2 separate regions of the Homo sapiens genome follow, and region 2 is linked to region 1. The links are chromatin contacts, found by Hi-C in ENCODE. All regions are on one chromosome and are shown on one strand. Each heading gives the region's core, a stretch centred on a gene start or an enhancer-like site at or near the end of the contact. The rest is flanking DNA. Distances are from core to core; before and after follow the strand shown. Region 1 overlaps CRYBG1 (crystallin beta-gamma domain containing 1). Region 2 holds the start of SESN1 (sestrin 1).

Evidence for each region. A loop is a pair of places that touch in the nucleus more often than their neighbours do. Pooled maps may share reads with other maps.
Region 2: a loop to region 1 is called in a map of naive thymus-derived CD4-positive, alpha-beta T cell, with 11 times the contacts of the local background. The contact joins the promoter of SESN1 here to the enhancer-like site in region 1. A Hi-C loop is called at or near these places in 2 of 168 maps with a recorded cell type or tissue (both naive thymus-derived CD4-positive, alpha-beta T cell), 1 of 37 single-sample maps with no recorded cell type and 9 of 50 pooled maps.

Annotation. Positions count from the first base shown.
Region 1 is chr6:106,518,526-106,521,225 of GRCh38, forward strand. CRYBG1 (crystallin beta-gamma domain containing 1) reads left to right here. Exons shown (of 22, transcript NM_001371242.2): 4 at 606-2,700. Among named protein-coding and RNA genes, the nearest start is that of RTN4IP1, 110 kb to the right of the region's middle. RefSeq lists enhancers at 740-1,939, 1,162-1,651, 2,392-2,441. Within about 2 kb of position 1,251, at least 24 of the 41 ENCODE cell types and tissues checked have a DNase peak (open chromatin) inside an H3K27ac peak, as active enhancers do.
Region 2 is chr6:109,093,514-109,096,213 of GRCh38, forward strand. It overlaps SESN1 (sestrin 1), which reads right to left and starts at 1,333. Exons shown (of 10, transcript NM_014454.3): 1 at 282-1,333. The coding sequence starts at 560. It overlaps CEP57L1 (centrosomal protein 57 like 1), which reads left to right and starts at 1,994. Exons shown (of 11, transcript NM_001271852.3): 1 at 1,994-2,062. RefSeq lists enhancers at 701-850, 1,721-1,980 and a silencer at 961-1,660.

The DNA.
Region 1 (2,700 bases), core at 1-2,500:
ACGTACTCAATAAATTAGTTCATCCCTCATCCCTAGAGTTTCTTGGCTATATAATCTTCCGATCCCTCATATGCAAGCAAAACACCCATTAAAAATAGTTGGTAGTGTACTTAGGACTATTTAAAAATAGTTTCATTAAAAAACAAATGTGGCAGAGAATGGTGGCTCATGCCTGTAATCCCAGCACTTGGGGAGGCCAAGATGGGAGGATTGCTTGAAGCCAGGAGTTTGAGACCAGCCTGGGTGACATAGACCCCATTCTACAAAAAAATAAAAATAAAAAAATTAGTTGGGTGTGTGATATGTGCCTGTAGTCCCAGCTACCTGGGAGGCTGAAGCAGGAGGATTGCCTGAGCCCAGGAGTTCGAGGCTGCAGCAATCTATGATCACACTGCTGTACTCCAGTCTTGGCGACAGAGCAAGACCTTGTCTTAAAAACACATGTGTGCGCACACACACACACACATACACACACACACACACCACACTCCAAATGTTATATATCAGGGAGATGTTGGCTTTTCATAGTTTTATAATTAATTGGTTTGTGTGTTCACTTTTTAAAACTAGGTCAATAACTTTATCTTCCTGCTTTTTCCTCACAGCCCTGCCAAGCCCAAACATGTGGAACTAAATCTTAAAACCCCTAAGAATCTTGACAGTTTGGGAAATGAGCACAATCCATTTAGCCAGCCAGTTCACAAAGGCAACACTGCCACCAAAATCTCCTTATTTGAAAACAAACGGACAAACAGTAGCCCAAGACACACTGACATTCGAGGCCAAAGGAATACTCCTGCCTCTAGTAAAACGTTTGTTGGGAGGGCAAAGCTGAATTTAGCCAAAAAAGCCAAAGAAATGGAGCAACCTGAAAAGAAAGTAATGCCAAACAGTCCCCAGAATGGTGTGCTGGTTAAGGAAACTGCTATAGAAACCAAAGTTACCGTCTCGGAAGAAGAGATTCTGCCAGCAACCAGAGGAATGAATGGAGACTCTTCTGAGAATCAAGCTCTTGGTCCTCAGCCTAACCAAGATGATAAAGCAGATGTACAAACAGATGCTGGCTGCCTTTCAGAACCAGTGGCTTCTGCTCTGATTCCTGTCAAGGATCATAAGCTCTTAGAGAAGGAGGACTCAGAGGCTGCAGACAGCAAAAGCCTTGTACTTGAAAATGTAACCGATACAGCACAAGACATCCCCACCACTGTGGATACCAAAGATTTACCTCCAACGGCCATGCCAAAGCCACAGCATACATTTTCTGACTCACAGTCCCCTGCTGAGTCATCTCCTGGGCCTTCTCTTTCACTGTCTGCACCCGCTCCTGGGGATGTTCCCAAAGACACATGTGTTCAATCACCCATAAGCAGTTTCCCATGCACTGATCTAAAAGTGTCAGAAAACCATAAAGGATGTGTTTTGCCTGTGTCTCGTCAGAACAATGAGAAAATGCCACTTTTAGAACTTGGAGGAGAAACAACCCCTCCTTTGTCCACAGAGCGTAGTCCAGAAGCTGTGGGAAGTGAGTGTCCATCCAGAGTCCTCGTCCAGGTCAGGTCCTTCGTGCTCCCCGTGGAGAGCACCCAGGATGTGAGCTCCCAGGTCATCCCAGAGAGCTCTGAAGTTAGAGAAGTGCAGTTGCCAACTTGTCACAGTAATGAACCTGAAGTGGTTTCCGTTGCAAGTTGTGCTCCCCCACAAGAGGAAGTACTGGGCAATGAACACTCTCATTGCACAGCAGAGCTCGCGGCAAAATCTGGCCCACAAGTCATACCGCCAGCATCAGAGAAAACTCTGCCTATTCAGGCTCAAAGTCAGGGCAGCAGAACACCCCTGATGGCTGAATCCAGTCCCACCAACTCTCCCAGCAGCGGAAATCACTTAGCCACTCCTCAAAGGCCAGATCAGACTGTTACAAATGGCCAGGATAGCCCTGCCAGCCTTTTGAACATTTCTGCTGGTAGTGATGATAGTGTATTTGATTCTTCTTCTGATATGGAAAAATTCACTGAAATTATAAAACAGATGGATAGCGCAGTTTGTATGCCCATGAAAAGAAAGAAGGCCAGGATGCCAAACTCTCCTGCTCCTCACTTTGCCATGCCTCCTATTCACGAAGACCATTTAGAAAAGGTGTTTGATCCCAAAGTGTTTACCTTTGGTTTGGGGAAGAAGAAGGAAAGTCAGCCAGAAATGTCACCGGCTTTACATTTGATGCAGAACCTTGACACAAAATCCAAACTGAGACCCAAACGTGCATCTGCTGAACAGAGCGTCCTCTTCAAGTCCCTGCACACCAACACTAATGGGAACAGTGAGCCTCTGGTGATGCCGGAAATCAATGACAAAGAGAACAGGGACGTCACAAATGGTGGCATTAAGAGATCGAGACTAGAAAAAAGTGCACTTTTCTCAAGCTTGTTATCTTCTTTACCACAAGACAAAATCTTTTCTCCTTCTGTGACATCAGTCAACACTATGACCACGGCTTTCAGTACTTCTCAGAACGGTTCCCTATCTCAGTCTTCAGTGTCACAGCCCACGACTGAGGGTGCCCCGCCCTGTGGTTTGAACAAAGAACAGTCAAATCTTCTGCCCGACAACTCCTTAAAGGTCTTCAATTTCAACTCGTCAAGTACATCACACTCCAGTTTGAAAAGTCCAAGCCACATGGAAAAATACCCGCAAAAAGAGAAAACC
Region 2 (2,700 bases), core at 83-2,582, 2.6 Mb after region 1:
CACTGGCTACATTTTCCAACAACATGTAAAAAGAAATATAAGGAAAAACAAGTATTTACTTGGAATTAACTGTAGTTTTCATATATTCTTCCAGGAGCAAAGCAGTTTCTGCCTAAAACTCTAGAAAAACACTACTTGTTTACTTACAGAACACTCTAAAGATGTAAACTCATAATAAAAGTTTACATAACAACCTAATAGAAACAAACACAACGTGAATAACGGCAAGTAAAATTTAACTGTAGTAGAGACATAGTTGTATTTAAAATGCTCTTCCTTACCTGGATGCTCTTCAGAATAAACTCACTTTTCTCTCTCACATCTTTGAAGGGACACCTCTTAGAAAGCATAAGCAGATGAGCAAGTAGCTTATTCAACCCATCCGAAGACTCGGTATTTGAAAGCCCGTCTGATGGACGATGAGGTGTTTCTTTCACCGAACGAAGATACTCGGTTTTCCTCAAAATGGTTTGCCTAATGTTTTCCAATGCTGTCTCCCTAGTAGTTGAATCTCTGCTGCAGAGTCCATCCCATCTCACTTCATTCTCTCCTTCAGCCATGACAATAGTTTTTCCTTTGCGGTCTTCAGTTACCTTTCAGCATGCCCCAAAAAAATTGCTTTGTATTTTTAAAATGAAAAATGTAAAAATAAAATCAGAGAAATCAAATCGTCATGAAAACACACATCTGGGTGACATTTGGAACCACTGGTGCCTTCAGCCGATCTACAAGCTAGGTCACCCTCTCACCCTCTCCTTGTACACGAAAGGGCAGTCTTCTTTCTGGAAAAACAAAGTTTGAAAGTTGCAACCTTGCAGCGCTGGCTTTGGTGGGCAGAGAATTTCGGGGAAGCGTTCTCCTCCGTCTCGCGGGGTCAGTGGATATCCTCACGTTGTGGAGCTGTCAAATCCGTGCTCTGCCCCAAAAGGCTGTTAACAGCTGAACGCCCTCCAGCCATTCGGGGCTTTTTTGTCTGTGCAGCCACCGGGTTCTCTCCGGCGTTCCCACCCCGCCCCTTCTCCGACACCAGTCCCCGCCCTCCGCAGCTCCTCCCAGCGCCTCAGCAGCCGGCCGGCGCCGGCAGGGAAGGCTCGCCGAACCCTGGCCCACTGGCCGCAGCGGCCGGAGGCTTGGGCGCTGTCGGAGGGCGGCAGTCTCGGGCAGCCGTAGTCTCGGCGGGCGGCGGTGAAAAAAAGCGTCCCCCAGCCCCGCCAATTCGGCACCCCCGGGAAGACGCTACTTCTCCGATCCCTGAGCCCTCGCCCACCACCGCCGAGCCAGAGGGCACAGGGCGGCCCTGGCAATCCTCGAGCGCCAGGCTGGGCCGCGGAGCTGGCGGGGCGGCGGGGCCCGAGGCGCAAAGCCCGCCCTTCGCCCAGCCCCATCGGTGGGGATCAGCCCAGAGGGCGGGAGCAGGGAGTGGAGACGGGGTCCTCACCCCCAGCCCCTCCCCTTTCTCCGCCCGGCACAAACCGGGAGCCGCCCCGGCCCCAGCGCCTTCTTCCCCGCCCAGGCAGACGCGACCCGCCGAGGCAAAGCCTTAGGAAAAAGCCCCGCCCTCTGGCAGGCTACCCTCCGGACCCCAAGTGCGCCGCGCGCGGCTGCCAGCCACTGCCGGCTGCTACGCATGCGTGACTGCGAACTGGGCCAAGCGCCCCCGGAGGCGCTAAGCTTGCGCCCTGAGGCGGTTTCCGTTCCCGGACGTTTGGACTCTGTCCTGGAGAAGGGGAAGGAAAAAGTAAGACGTAGAAGTACACTGAGACTTCGTCACACATAAAACAAGCACGACAAAGAAAGAGGGCGCGAAGGGACTCCTGGAAGAAATTGAGTCTACATTTAAGATCACCCTAAAAGTAGTGACGGCCTCTTCATTACTCCAAACCCCAGATTTAAGTCGGTAGGACGTCTTCGCGTTGACTTGTGGGGAATGTAGTTTCGATGCTGCCGGCGCGTTTTGTTTGCGACAGAAACTACAACCCCCAGGGGCCACCGCGACGTTGCCTGTGGGTGCCCGCGAACCAACGGTTAGCGGTGGCAGGGGCTGACTGAGAGCGTCTGCTTGGTAAGCACTGTAAGCTGGGTTGTCACCTTTCCTTGACAGGGTTTTTCCTTCCTCCATTTCCTCTGGGATTTTGGAGACAAAGCCATCTAGGGTGGCCTCCCTTAGTCCAAGGACTTTTTCCAGTGACTTGCGTGGGAAGGACTAGTCCAGCTGCCCAAGCGCGGGGTGTGGTGGGTGAGGCAAGGATTTGGGATCCTGATCCCAAGGGTCGCAGGGAGCGGCCTAAGTAAGGCCAAGAAGGAAGGATGCTGTGGAAACTGGAGCTTCGCGCTGCTGCCTCTGATTCCGCCCTTTTTTGTGGACACACGCGGGGTGGATTTGGGATCTCCGCGCATTTGCACCTTTGTTTGCCTTTGCTTAGGGATGTTCTGGGCTTTATTTGCTCAGTCAAATGAAATCCTAGGCAGGGCTTTGAAAGCAAGTTGTCAAATCCATCTCGTAAAAGAATCCCCAGTATTCCTAGATAGGAATTCTTGCAGGCTTTAAGGATACAGCAGGAAAAAGAAAGCAAAACCGTAAAAGTCTCCAAAACTTAGTCGACTTTTTCAAAAGATTCAGTCATTTGCTTAAAATTAGTTTGCTTTTAAAAAGTTATTATTTGAGAAAAGTCGAGGTTTGAACGGCCATCAGTGGACTGA